2 separate regions of the Homo sapiens genome follow, and region 2 is linked to region 1. A link is a loop called in an ENCODE intact Hi-C map of the cell type or tissue named here. Cell type or tissue: thyroid gland. All regions are shown on one strand. Each heading gives the region's core, and the rest is flanking DNA. Links, peaks and the distances in the headings are about the cores only.

Evidence for each region. A loop is a pair of places that touch in the nucleus more often than their neighbours do. Peaks named below come from ENCODE experiments on the same cell type or tissue, not always from the same donor. Only the 100,000 strongest peaks of a DNase experiment are listed, where the experiment ranks them.
Region 2: a loop joins it to region 1, with 5 times the contacts of the local background. A loop is called at or near these places in 10 of 110 quality-filtered maps.

What each region holds. Positions count from the first base shown.
Region 1 is chr2:62,001,777-62,006,776 of GRCh38, reverse strand. All of the region lies in intron 2 of COMMD1 (copper metabolism domain containing 1), which reads right to left. Among named protein-coding and RNA genes, the nearest start is that of COMMD1, 99 kb to the right of the region's middle. In thyroid gland, for the core only: no CTCF peak of the experiment used is centred there; a DNase peak (open chromatin) is centred at 2,746; H3K27ac peaks cover 2,218 bases.
Region 2 is chr2:62,288,644-62,297,111 of GRCh38, reverse strand. No RefSeq gene overlaps it. Among named protein-coding and RNA genes, the nearest start is that of MIR5192, 87 kb to the right of the region's middle. RefSeq lists an enhancer at 29-528. In thyroid gland, for the core only: no CTCF peak of the experiment used is centred there; DNase peaks (open chromatin) are centred at 3,191, 3,541 and 4,761; H3K4me3 peaks cover 559 bases; H3K27ac peaks cover 3,435 bases.

The DNA.
Region 1 (5,000 bases), core at 1-5,000:
TGTTAGGTGAATAAATATAAAACATTTCTAAAGACATATGCCAGATTCCTACAGTCCTCATGGCTCAGATCTCACAGTGATTTATGGCCAAATATGACAGGATTTCAGTCTCATAAGCAAAGCACTTGATGTTCATCTTTTGGATATAAAATATTCACCTTAAAGCTTTCTGCATGTTTTTACAATTGAATCATGTTTTATTTTTGCAAAATTTTTACTTCTGTTGGAAAAAACATTCACTACAAGCAAAGTAATTGGGTCAGTAGTTCCTACTCATTTTCTCTAGCTTTGCAGATTTCCATTAAGGTATAATGCCTTCTATTACTCTGGCTTCCTCATATCTCAAAGGATATCGCAATATATACTGTGATTTAGAAAACAAGGTTATGTATGTACTTGGCTTCCAATTTTCTTTTTTTTTTTAATTATTATTATACTTTAAGTTTTAGGGTACATGTGCACAATGTGTAGGTTAGTTACATATATATACACGTGCCATGCTGGTGTGCTGCACCCATTATCTTGTCATTTAGCATTAGGTATATCTCCTAATGCTATCCCTCCCCCCCTCCCCCCACCCCACAACAGTCCCCAGAGTATGATGTTCCCCTTCCTGTGTCCATGTGTTCTCATTGTTCAATTCCCACCTATGAGTGAGAACATGCGGTGTTTGGTTTTTTGTCCTTGCGATAGTTTACTGAGAATGATGATTTCCAATTTCATCCATGTCCCTACAAAGGACATGAACTCATCATTTTTTATGGCTGCATAGTATTCCGTGGTGTGTATGTGCCACATTTTCTTAATCCAGTCTATCATTGTTGGACATTTGGGTTGGTTCCAAGTCTTTGCTATTGTGAATAGTGCCGCAGTAAACATACGTGTGCATGTGTCTTTATAGCAGCATGATTTATAGTCCTTTGGGTATATACCCAGTAATGGGATGGCTGGGTCAAATGGTATTTCTAGTTCTAGATCCCTGAGGAATCGCCACACTGACTTCCACAATGGTTGAACTAGTTTACAGTCCCACCAACGGTGTAAAAGTGTTCCTATTTCTCCACATCCTCTCCAGCACCTGTTGTTTCCTGACTTTTTAATGATTGCCATTCTAACTGGTGTGAGATGGTATCTCATTGTGGTTTTGATTTGCATTTCTCTGGATGGCCAGTGATGATGAGCATTTTTTCATGTGTCTTTTGGCTACATAAATGTCTTCTTTTGAGAAGTGTCTGTTCATATCCTTTGCCCACTTTTTGATGGGGTTGTTTTTTTCTTGTAAATTTGTTTGAGTTCATTGTAGATTCTGGATATTAGCCCTTTGGCTTCCAATTTTCAAATGTTACTTTTTAGACCAAAGAAAAGTAATACAGACAAACTGAACAGGAGAGAGAAATTTAAATAGGGAGTGAGGGAAATGAAAGAAACCCACCTTCACTAGTTCCTGAATAAACAATCTCAAGCACTCTACAAATTACATCAAGTACAAGCAATATGCCAACATATATTGAATTCTTGTTGTAAAAATATGATACCAAGTTCTATTAACACATCAAATCCAATTATTTTGGCTACCTTTAACACAGTGGTTCTCAACCCTGGATACTGAAATCATCTGGGCAGCTTTAAAGAATAACGATACCTATGTTCCATCCCCACAGATTCTTATGTAATTGGCTGGGGGTAAGGTCTGAGCATCAACATGTTTAAAGCTCTGAATGTGATTCTTATGTGTGACCATGGTTGAGAACTACTGCTTTAAAATGATATAAACTGAAGACAGTACTTTAGTTGCCCTGGGGTACACAGATAGACATAAACACACACACCAGAGTTCAACAAAAACCTGGTCACCCTTCTTGGAAGCAACTTCTTGATATCCTAGGATCGTTAATTCTCTCACAAGCTCATCCAATGTCAGCAGTGTGAAAACAACTTTGATGTGGGTGCCTATAGGTGTTCTAAAAATTGGGTACTTGATTTAGTAGAGTATTTCATAAATAACACTAACCTAGAAGCTGGCATAAGTACTAACCAAGGATCCAGTTCTCACAAAAACATTTCCTGTAGGATGTGGGCTATATATTTTACTGCCAGTCTAGGTTCTATTATTGTTTACTTTATTCTTTACAACTTTTCTTGACTTCATATATTTGTATTAAAAAGGATTTTATAGGCCGGGCGCGGTGGCTCAAGCCTGTAATCCCAGCACTTTGGGAGGCCGAGGTGGGTGGATCACGAGGTCAGGAGTTCAAGACCAGCCTGGCCAAGATGGTGAAACCCCCATCTCTACTAAAAATACAAAAAATAAGCCAGGCACAGTGGCAGGCACCTGTAATCCCAGCTACTCGGGGAGGCTGAGGCAAGAGAACCACTTGAACTCGGAGGGTGGAGGCTGCAGTGAGCCGAGATTGTGCCACTGCACTCCAGCCTGGGTGACAGAGTGAGACTCCATCTCAAAAAACAAATAAAAAGGATTTTATGGGCTAAAGTGCAATATCAATCATTTTCATTGTGACTATTTCTTTACTACTTTGAAGTATGTGATGTACAATAAACTGTAAATAATAAAGTGTACAATTTTATAAGTTTTGACATATGTATACAATCATTGTCACACTTTTTTTCTTTTTCTTTTTCTTTTTTTCTGAGACACAGTCTCACTCTGTCACCAAGGCTAAAGTGAAGTGATCCGATCTTGGCTTGCTGCAACCTCCGCCTTCCGGGCTCAAGTGATTTTTGTGCCTCAGCCTCCTGAGTAGCTGGAACTACAGACACACACCACCACACACGGCTAATTTTTGTATTTTTAGTAGAGACAGGGTTTCACCATGTTGGCCAGGCTGGTCTCAAACTCCTGACCTCAAGTGATCTGCCTGCCTCAGCTTCCCAAAGTACTGAGATTACAGAAGCGAGCAACCTGTAACCTAGAAACCTATGATAGTATTAACGAAATAATATCATAGCTTTCTAGGAGTCTTAAAACAGATTATGTTTTCATATTCCTGACCAAATGTTAAATATAGACAAAATGAAATAAGCACTGCTGGCAGGATGAAAACTAAATAGCCGATATAAATAGCTGGTAAAACTTAGATATCCAAGTGTACTTATTAAACTTTTCTAATCTGTTGGGTGTGTGTGTGTGTGTGTGTGTGTGTGTGTGTGTGTAAAAATATCTGTCACATAACGTAATGGTTAAGAGAACAGACAAGTTTTTTTTGTTTTTTTTTTTTGAGACGGAGTCTCACTCTGTCGCCCAGGCTGGAGTGCGGTGGCACAATCTCGGCTCACTGCAAGCTCCACCTCCTGGGTTCACACCATTCTCCTGCCTCAGACTCCCCAGTAGCTGGGATTACAGGCGCCCGCCACCACGCCCGGCTAATTTTTTTGTGTTTTTAGTAGAGACGGGTTTCACTGTGTTAGCCAGGATGGTCTCGATCTCCTGATCTCGTGATCCACCTGCCTTGGCCTCCCAAAGTGTTGAGATTACAGGCATGAGCCACCACACCCGGCCTGTTTTGTTTTGTTTTGTTTTTTTTTTTTGAGACAGCGCCTCACTGTTGCCCAGACTGGAGTGCAGTGGCACCATCTCGGCTGACAGCAACCTCTGCCTCCCAGGTTCAAGTGATTCTCCTGCCTCAGCCTCCCAAGTAGCTAGGATTACAGGTGCCTGCCACCATGCCCAGCTAATTTTTGTATTTTTAGTAGAGATGGGGTTTCCCCATGTTGGCCAGGCTGGTCTTGATCTCCTGACCTCAGATGATACACCTGCCTCAGCCTCCCAAAGTGCTGGGATTACAGGCGTGAGCCACTGTGCCCAGCAAGAGAACTGACTTTAGGATCAGACAAACTAGTCAACAAGTACAAGTAGCACTACTTTATAATAACTGAATAAAAGGTATTCCATATTTAAATTTTTTTTTTGCAACAGGGTCTCCCACCCAGCCTGGAGTACAGTGATGTGATCCCTGCTCACTGCAACCTCCACCTCCCAGGATGAAGCAATTCTCCTGCCTCAGCCTCCTGAGTAACTGGGATTACAGGTGCCCGCCACCATGCCCGGCAATTTGTTGTTGTTGTTGTTTTGTTTTGTTTTTGTATTTTTAGTAGAAGAGATGGGGCTTTACCATGTTGGCCAGGTTGGTCTTGAACTCCTGACCTCAAGTGATCCACCTGCCTTGGCCTTCCAAAGTGCTGGGATTACAGAGATGAGCCACTGCGCCTGGCCAAAAATTTTTAATGAATTATCTTTTTTTTTTTTTTTTTTTTTTTTTTTTTTTTTCTGGTGGAATCTCGCTCTTGTCACCCAGGCTGGAGTGCAGTGGCTCAATCTCGGCTCACTGCAACCTCCACCTCCCGGATTCAAGCGATTCTCCTGCCTCAGCCTCCCAAGTAGCTGGGATTATAGGCGCCTGCCACCATGCCTGACTAATTTTTGTGTTTTTAGTAGAGACAAGGTTTCACCATGTTGGCCAGGCTGGTCTCAAAGTCCTGACCTCAGGTGATCCACCCACCCTGGCCTCCCAAAGTGTTGGGATTACAGGTGTGAGCCACTGTGCTCAGGCTGAATTATCTTTTATTATTTAAAAAAAATTTTTTTCTTGAGACAGAGTTTCGCTCTTATTGCCCAGGCTGGAGTGCAATGGCATGATCTCGGCTCACTGCAACCTCCACCTCCCAGGTTCAAGCGATTCTCGTGCCTCAGCCTCCCAAGTAGCTAGGATTACAGGCATGTGCCACCATGCCCAGCTAATTTTGTATTTTTAGCAGAGGCGGGGTTTCTGGTCTCTGTTGGTCAGGTTGGCCTCGAACTCCTGACCTCAGGTGATCCGCCCACCTCAGCCTCCCAAAGTGCTGGGGTTACAGGCATAAACTGGGATTACAGGCATGAGCCACTGTGCCAGGCCCTGAATTATCTTTTAAATTAAAATTAAAGTCAGTACAGAACTGCAAACACTGAAAAATCTAAAGAAACTATAAAAGAAAATATGTAAGAA
Region 2 (8,468 bases), core at 1,479-6,478, 290 kb before region 1:
GTTAGATGCAGCAAATCCCAAAAAAGTCTGACTTCATTGCTTTTCCATTCGTTGGTAAAGACAAATAAAAGGCTATAAAATACATTTTAAAGGGAGGGCACTAGAGACAGCATTATGGACTTTAGACCTATGAAGACCTGAAGCCCTACTTCGTATCCACACATACCACAGGCTCTGAATGCTGAGTGAAAAATAGCTCAGTGACAGAGAGAGAGAGAGAATGTGAAAAAGAGAGAGAGAGAGAATATGTGTATCTGATTCCATGTGATTTAGGGGTTTTGTCTGGAGACATCCCTGTGCCTCGCTCCCCCTCCCTGGGCGTGGCTGGCCACTCGCATCCCTGGCTCCCTCCTCCCATGTACCACGTTTCCAGTCCTCTTTGCTGAGGATAACACTGCACAAAGACAAATGGTGAAGCCTCTTTTTTCTCCAACTGAAGTAACACCCAGGCGATGAGAGCAGCACATCTTAATTCCCAACAAGTTTACTCGAAGAGCCCCTTCCTCCTCTGCTCCCTTGGCTATCCGGCACCTCGATGTCCCTCCCGCCCTTGCAGGGAAGCCTGGGTGTTGCCAGCTCCCTGGTGAGGAAAAGGCAGGTTCTCCTGAGGGAAGGAGCGAAGAGGACATCTGACTTGGGTACCCATGTTCCCTTTGGTTATTTACCTGTCCTGTGGCTGACGCCACCACCCACACCTGGAGATGTCCCCAGAGCACACCGTGGGCGAAGGTGTTTTCCTCTCTTCATTCTCGTGTTTAATACAACCAGATCTTGGAAGCGCTGGGAAGAAGGGCAGGCAGTGAATGGTGTGACAGAGCCAAATCCTCTGACCCCACGCCTTTCCCTGGGCTTGACAGAGTGGGGACAGATAGGGCATCTCCACAGGCAAGGCTGTGGGGATTGATAAGACGGGCACACCCACAACTCCCGAGTCACTGACAACCCTCTGCATCCTGTGAAAGAGTCATTTTCAAGAAGTCAAAAACATGGTTGTAAGGGATGGCCCAAGGGAGTTTTTCAGGGGGATGATGGACCTGTTTTGTATCCTAATTGTGGTAGCAGGTACGCAACTATATATGGGCTAGAATTCATAGAACTGTAAATGAAGAAAACCCTCAACTTTGCCAGATGTTAATTTTTCAAAATTAAATTTTAAAACATGGCTTTCACACAAATATAGAATGAACATGTATCTAAAAAGTATTTAATCAGTGAGAGAACCAGCAGGATGGAAGAGCTGGTTTAAAAAAAAATGTAGGAGACATCAAAATAGTTACAATTACTGAAGGAAAGAATATTAAAGTAATATTGCTAAATCACTTTATATAAAACCTTAGACTTTCTTTCTCTTCTTTTTTTTTTTTTAAGATGGAGTCTTGCTCTGTTGCCCAGGCTGGAGTGCAATGGCGTGATCTCCCCTCACTGCAACCACTGCCTCCCAGGTTCAAGCGATTCTCCCACCTCAGCCTCCTGAGTAGCTGGGATTACAGATGCCCACCACCATGCCCGGCTAATTTTTGTATTGTTAGTAGAGATGTGGGGGTTTCACCATGTTGGCCAGGCTGGTCTCAAACTCCTGACCTCAGGTGATCTGCCCACCTCGGCCTCCCAAAGTGCTGGGATTACAGGCGTGAGCCACTGTGCCCGGACTTAGCCTTTTTTCCCCTTTTCTTTTTTTTTTACAATTTTTTATGGGGCAATATTTCATCCCATAAAATAGAATGAGTGTCCTCCCTGGCCTTTTCACTAAAATGCTTTTATTTGTGTCACTATAAAACAAGTCTGCACCCTATCAGTTTCCTATGCCTTTGTCATAAAGTTGTAAAATAACCTAATGAGTAGTAAATAGCAAGTTAGACAAAGGTCTACACCCCTAGAAAGTCAGGTAATTCCTTGAACAGGCCTGCCAGACAATGCCCAAGGCTGACATGACTCAAAGGACCTGCAGGAATCTCTGCTCCATTTTCAAGTCTTGGACAATTTTCCCTAACAATTTTCCTGTTCCTATTTCCCAGGGGAAAGGAAACAGGAATGTGAGGCCCACAGCTGTGCCCAGGGAGGAAATAGTGAACTGAGCTATCAAAGAAGGGAGAGGCCCAGGGATGTCCTGTGGTCCTAAGGAAGCTAGCTGGTCTGCATCCCAGCAGGACATCAGTGGTTTTGAAAAATATAGGCATTCATAGAAAAGATAGCAGGAAAGAAAACCAGACAGGGCTGTCTGGATCCACAGACCACCCAGATCATCCTCAGACCCACCAGAATCATTCTTGCCCCAGGGTTCCAGACCCATGGCAGGTGGCACAGCCTGGGACCTGGCCTCTCCCTCTAGGTTTCATGAGCACTGTTCCAACTGCCATGACTTCGGGTGAGTCCCTCAGCCTTTCTTTTTCTTTTCTTTTTTTTTTTCTTTTTTTTTTTTTTGGAGATAGAGTATTGCTCTGTCGCCCAAGCTGGAGTGTAGTGGCATGATCTTGGCTCACCACAACCTCCCCCTCCCGGGTTCAAGAGAGTCTCCTGCCTCAGCCTCCTGAGTAGCTGGGATTACAGGCGCACACCACCACACCGGGCTGATGTTTGTATTTTTAGTAGAGATGGGGTTTTGCCATGTTGGCCAGGCAGGTCTTGAACTCCTGACCTCAGGTGATTCACCTGCCTCAGTCTCCCAAAGTGCTGGGATTACAGGCATCAGCCACTGTGCCCAGCCCCTCGACCTTTCTTTTTCAGACATTGGAAATGGGACACGTTAGCCCTATCTGCTCAGAGGGGAACTCCAAAGCGAGCCCAGAGCAGATGTGGGAGTGGATTCGGCCTCCTCCGGACCCCTCCAGCTGGGTGGAAGGGGTCTTGCCAGCCAGTTCCCCCAGGACAGCATCTGAGTGCAGGTGGACCCTGGTGACTGGCCCCATGACAGCCAAGGCTCCGGAAACCACAGCATGTCTGCAGCTGCAGGGTCTTCTTTTGTGGGAAGGGGAAAAGCAAAGCCGCCCTGAGGGAATGCTAAACATGTGCTCAGCAGAGAGGCTCCGGGCTGGGAGAGGAAGGTGAGGCGGGAGCCTGTAAACAAAAGGCCACAGCCCTGAGAAATCCAGGAGGAGCTGGTAGGAGGCGGGGCGCGAACGGCCCTGGCTGCAGCCTGTGCCAGACCAGCCAGGCGCCCTGTTTACAGTGCTGGTCACACTGGGGCAACCAGAACCAGGGCTTGCTGAATTCTTCACCTCCTAGGTGACTGAACGGAGCTGGGAGGAGTCAATTCAGTCCCCTTGGCCTTCGTGCCAGCTGGCCTCTCCCGAGGTTAATAATTCAGGCCTCTCCAGCCAGTGGGCCCAGGGCCTGCGTCAGGGCTGTGAACTGTGGTTTCTGTTTCCCTGGCTGCCTCCCCACAGTGCTAGGCCGACAGTGCTGCCAACCAGAAGACCCTCCTCAGCCACCCACCAGTGGGGGCATCCTGCCTGACCTTCAGCCTGCCCCAGCCTGCTTCCCACGCCCACAGGGAGGGCAGGTATCGTGCAGCTCCTCTGGTTACTGTTCTCTGGCAGCCGTCCAATCCCTGCCCTGGGTTGCTGGATTCACACCTCACCGGGCACACTTCAAGGAAGGGAAGCTCTCATTGCCCTCCCTCCTCCATGCCCTTCTCATGCTTCACTCCCAATCCTGTGCCCCAGGTGCCTCTACTCCCAGACCCGGACTCACTGGTATGTGGGGGACCAGCACGGCAGAGGGCAGGAATACAACTGCTCCCCTTTCTCCAGACCCCTAACTCTGTTCACAATTGTCAAGAAAGCCCCAGACCACTGACGTGATGGTATGGGTAGGAACCGGGGTGACAGCTCTGTGGCCTGAGTGTCTGGGCAGGGCAGAGAAGCATCCTGGGAGACCTCATTCCCCCTGGGTGGGTTCCTGGCATTCCCGTCACGGGCTTGAGCCAGAAAAAGTGACCATTGAAAGAGCCTCCACCTCAGACACTGGCTAGGGCAGAGGGTCAGTTCAGCAACCTGCCGTCCCTGGGTTGTGGGCTTCCCCCAGTACACCAGCTGCGGAAAAGCAGAGTCTGAACAAAACAAGAGAGGGTCCCTGATGGTGGAACTTCTCACGGGGAGCTGGAACTTCTCACGGGGAGCTGAACCCGGGAGGGGGAGATTGTGGTGAGCCGAGATCATGCCGCTACACTCCAGCCTGGGCGACAGAGCAATACTCTATCTCAAAAAAAAAAAAAAAGAAAGAAAAAGAAAGGCCGAGGGACTCACCCGAAGTCATGGCGGTGGGAATAGTGCCCATGAAACCTAGAGGGAGAGGCCAGGTCCCAGGCTGTGCCACCTGCCATGGGTCTGGAACCCTGGGGCAAGAATGAATCTGGTGGGTCTGAGGATGATCTGGGTGGTCTGTGGATCCAGACAGCCCTGTCTGGTTTTCTTTCCTGCTATCTTTTCTATGAATGCCTATATTTTTCAAAACCACTGATGTCCTGCTAGGATGCAGACCAGCTAGCTTCTTACGGGGCTGCTGCTGTGGTGGGGCTCACACGGAGGAGGCAAGAAGCCTTCTGCCTTGACAAATGTAATCGCCAGGTAGCAGGGACTCTGGCAGGTGGCAGGCAGCTCAGGGCCTTCAGAGAAATGAGGAGAGCCCTGGACAACAGCCAGGAGAAATCTGGGAATATAGAGGAGACAGCAGTCCTTAAAGGACCCCAGATTAGGCAACTTTCAGTTTCAAAGTGACAGAAAGTTTCTCTACCTCTTCAGTGGGAAGAGCCTAGAGGACTGCTTTGCTGACTTTGGCACTCAGACAGAACCTCCTGGATAAGAGGCAGGGAAAATACCTCTTACATAACCTCAACTTTTCGAAAGCCAGGGCATGCCACTGATACATAACGAGATCGCTTTGATCTGAGAGTGCTCCAGAGCTAGTCTTCTTTTCACTAGGGATGAATGAAAAACACACTGTTTTTCCTCTGCTCTCACACCACAACCATCAGCCCAGAAAACCTGGGTGATCAGATGTGTGGGGATTTCTCTCTACCAATAAGCAGGCAAGCAAGCAATTCCACAGCAGATGCCAGCTGTTCAATCACGATTTACCTGGAGATAGTGTCAGATCCCACAGGTTGAGGGTTCATCCTCACAAGACTGCCCCCCAACTTCCAATGTCAATCACAAGCCCCATTATTTTAATCACCTGACAGGTTCGTCCCACCCACTGCACAGACAAAACCAATTCACTAAGACCGTGGTACTGCAGTAAAGAAATAGTTTAATTAATGCAAGGCCAGACACATGAAACAACTGGTGTTATCACTCTAATCAGTCTCCCTGAGGGCTTGGAGGCTAGGGTTTGTCAAGGATAGTTTGGTGGCCAGAGAACTAGAGAATGGGTGCTGCTGATTGTTTGGGGATGCAATCATAGGGGCGTGGAAAACAGTTCTCGTGCCCTCAGTCGGCTCCTGGGTCAGGGACCGCAGGACTAGTTAAGTCATGAGTTATAAGTCTCAGTGGGGTCAGTTGGTTTCCAGAATACAAAAGTCTGAAAAAGATCTCAAAAGACAAATCTTAGGTTCTACTATAGGAGCAACTGAGGAAGTTGCAAACCTTCTGACCTCTGGCCACATGACTCCTGAGCAGCAAAGAATTGTAGAAACTATGCCTATATTTTAGCAGAATTCAGTCCTTTCCCACAATCCTAATTAGTCTTGCAAAGGCAGTTTTAGTCCCCAAACAGGGAGGGGATATGTTTTAGGAAGGGACTGTTATCATCTTTGCTTCCAAATTCAACTATAAACTAACTTCCTCCCATGGTTAGCTCAGCCTGTGCCCAGGAATGAGTGAAGACAGCCAGCCTGTGAGGCCAGAAGCAAGATGGAGTCAGCCATGTTAGATTTCTCTCATTATCACCATCTTTGCAAAGGTGGTTTCATTATTTTGTCTGTGCTTCTTGCCAACTGGCTATTGATCCAGGTTCCCATGCCCCCCTCCTTGGGTTCAATTAATTTGCTAGAGTGGCTCACAGAACTCAAGGAAACACATTTACCGTTTTTTTTTTTATAAAGCTTATTACAAAGGAAATGAAGAGATACATAAGTTGAGGTATGGAGTCTGGAGCTTCCGTGCCCTCTCAGTATTTGCCACCCTCCCAGAACCTCCTCATGCTCAGCTGTCCAGAAGCTCTCTGAACCAGAACTTTTCGGGTTATTATGGAGGCAGGCATGATTAAGCCATTGGCCTTTGGTGCTTAACCCAAACTTTAGCCCCCTCTCCTCCAAATGAAGAGATGCATAAGATAAGGAATTGCAGGGAGAGCTGAAAGTTCCATCCCTCTAATCCTGCCTTGGTCTTTTTGGTGACCAGCTCACATCCTGAAGTTAGGTAGGGGCTGCCAGCCATGGATCAACTCATTAGCAAACAAAAAGACTTTGGAGTTCCCAAGGATTTTAGGAGTATGCTAGGAGACCGGAATAAGACTCTCTCTCTCTCTCTCTCTCTCTCTCTATATATATATATATATATATATATGTGTGTGTGTGTGTGTGTGTGTGTGTGTGTGTGTGTGTGTATATATATATAATTTTTTTTAGATGGAGTCTTGCTCTGTCACCCAGGCTGGAGTGCAGTGGCACAATCTCAGCTCACTGCAACCTCCGCCTCCCGGGTTCAAGCGATTCTCCTGCCTCAGCCTCCCAAGTAGCTGGGACTACAGGCACCCACCACCATGCCTGGCTAATTTTTGTATTTTTAGTAGAGATGGGGGGGTTCACCATGTTGGCCAGGCTGGTCTCAAACTCCTGGCCTCAAGTGATCCACCTGCCTCAGCCTCCCAAAGTCCTGGGATTACAGGCATGAGCCACCACGCCCGGCCCAAATATATATTTTACAATATTATACTAGGCCTCTTCTCTTCACTAGCAAGTCTCCTCCACCCTGAGCATCTGGGAACCAGGTCTGCGCTGGTCCTTCATACTCCCCACCACAGCCTCCTGAGGTGGGAATTAGCACCCTGGGACAACTGGAACTCCAAGATTAAGTAAACCTAAACCATTTGTCTCCACCTTGTCTTTCTGCCAATGATCTTTTGGACTCACATGTAGGTCATCCCATGTCCCTGTTAAAAGTAATTTTGAAGCCAATCACAAAAGGCCACATATAGCATGATTCCATGTGTATGAAATGTCCAAAATAGGCAAATCGATAGAGACAAAAAGTAGGTGAGTTGTTGCCTATAGCTGGGGGGTGGTTGAGGGATGGGTGACTAAAGGGTACAGGGTTTCTTTTTGAAGTGATGAAAATGTTCTAAAATTGATTATGAAGATGAACAGGCAACCTTTGTGACTGTACTAAAAAACACTGAATTGTGTACTTTAGATGGGTGAATTGTAAATTATATGTCAATAAAGCTGTTAGAAGAAAAACCAATGATTTTTGCAGATTTTGACCCACAAGATGATCTGCCATTTGCTATATTACATGTGGATATATATGATGTCTCTGTGTCCACTCAGTTGGAAAAGGCCTCCGAGGCCCATTTGGGATCTCACCTGCCTACTCCAGCTGTGAGCATGGAAGGGAAATGAGCTATTTGGGTTGTCAAGAATGTGACAGGAAGGGATCAGCAGAGGCTCTAGGTGGAGGCAGGATGAAAACGTGGAAGCCTTGCACCACACGTTGCACCACAGCCCAGACTCAGGCTCCCAGAGCTCTAGGCTCTCACTGGGCTGGTGGTGAAATGGTGGTGCTGTGAGGTCTCCATTTCCATTGAGAAGTCAATAGAAGATCTCTCAAAGCTGTACCTCCTCCTCTCTCGGGAGGGTTCCAGGGCCCCTGGACAGTCTCCCTAGACATAAGTGTGCCTTAAGATATTTGTGCCCTTTGCTATGTGGGCCTGGGATGGCCACAGCTCTTGGGCTGGTAAGCTCAGGCCTCTAGCAACCTATCCAGGGCTTCGAATTTCCTACAGTGAGCCATGTAATGCTGAGAGGTGAAAATGGTTGGCTGACATGGTTGCTTTGCCCAGTGGTTTTCAAAGGGTGGTCCCAGGACCAGCAATATCAGCATCACTTGGGAACTCTTCAGGAATACAAATGCTCAGGCCATCCCAGACCTATTGAATTGGAAACTCCACAGGTAGGACCCAGGAATCTGTGTTTTAACAAGCCATCCAGGGGAGTCTGATGGACATGAAAGTTTGAGAATCATGATATAGATCCTGAGGTCCCTGAAGCAGAGGGACACATGCTGGTTCTGGATTGCATCCCCAGCACTAGCGACGTCTGCTATAAGAGGCGGTCATGAAGATTTTGTTGAATAAGTGAATGAACGCATGGTTTAGCTTATTTGTGATGGACTGCTTCTCTCTAACCAGCTGCCAACGAGAATATTTGCAAGCTGATAAAAAGAGAAGGGTGTGAGTATATCTGATCGTTCACTCCAGCTTCTTGTTGGCTCTGTTTGATCTCTGAATTATTAAGCAGGACTCATGGCCCA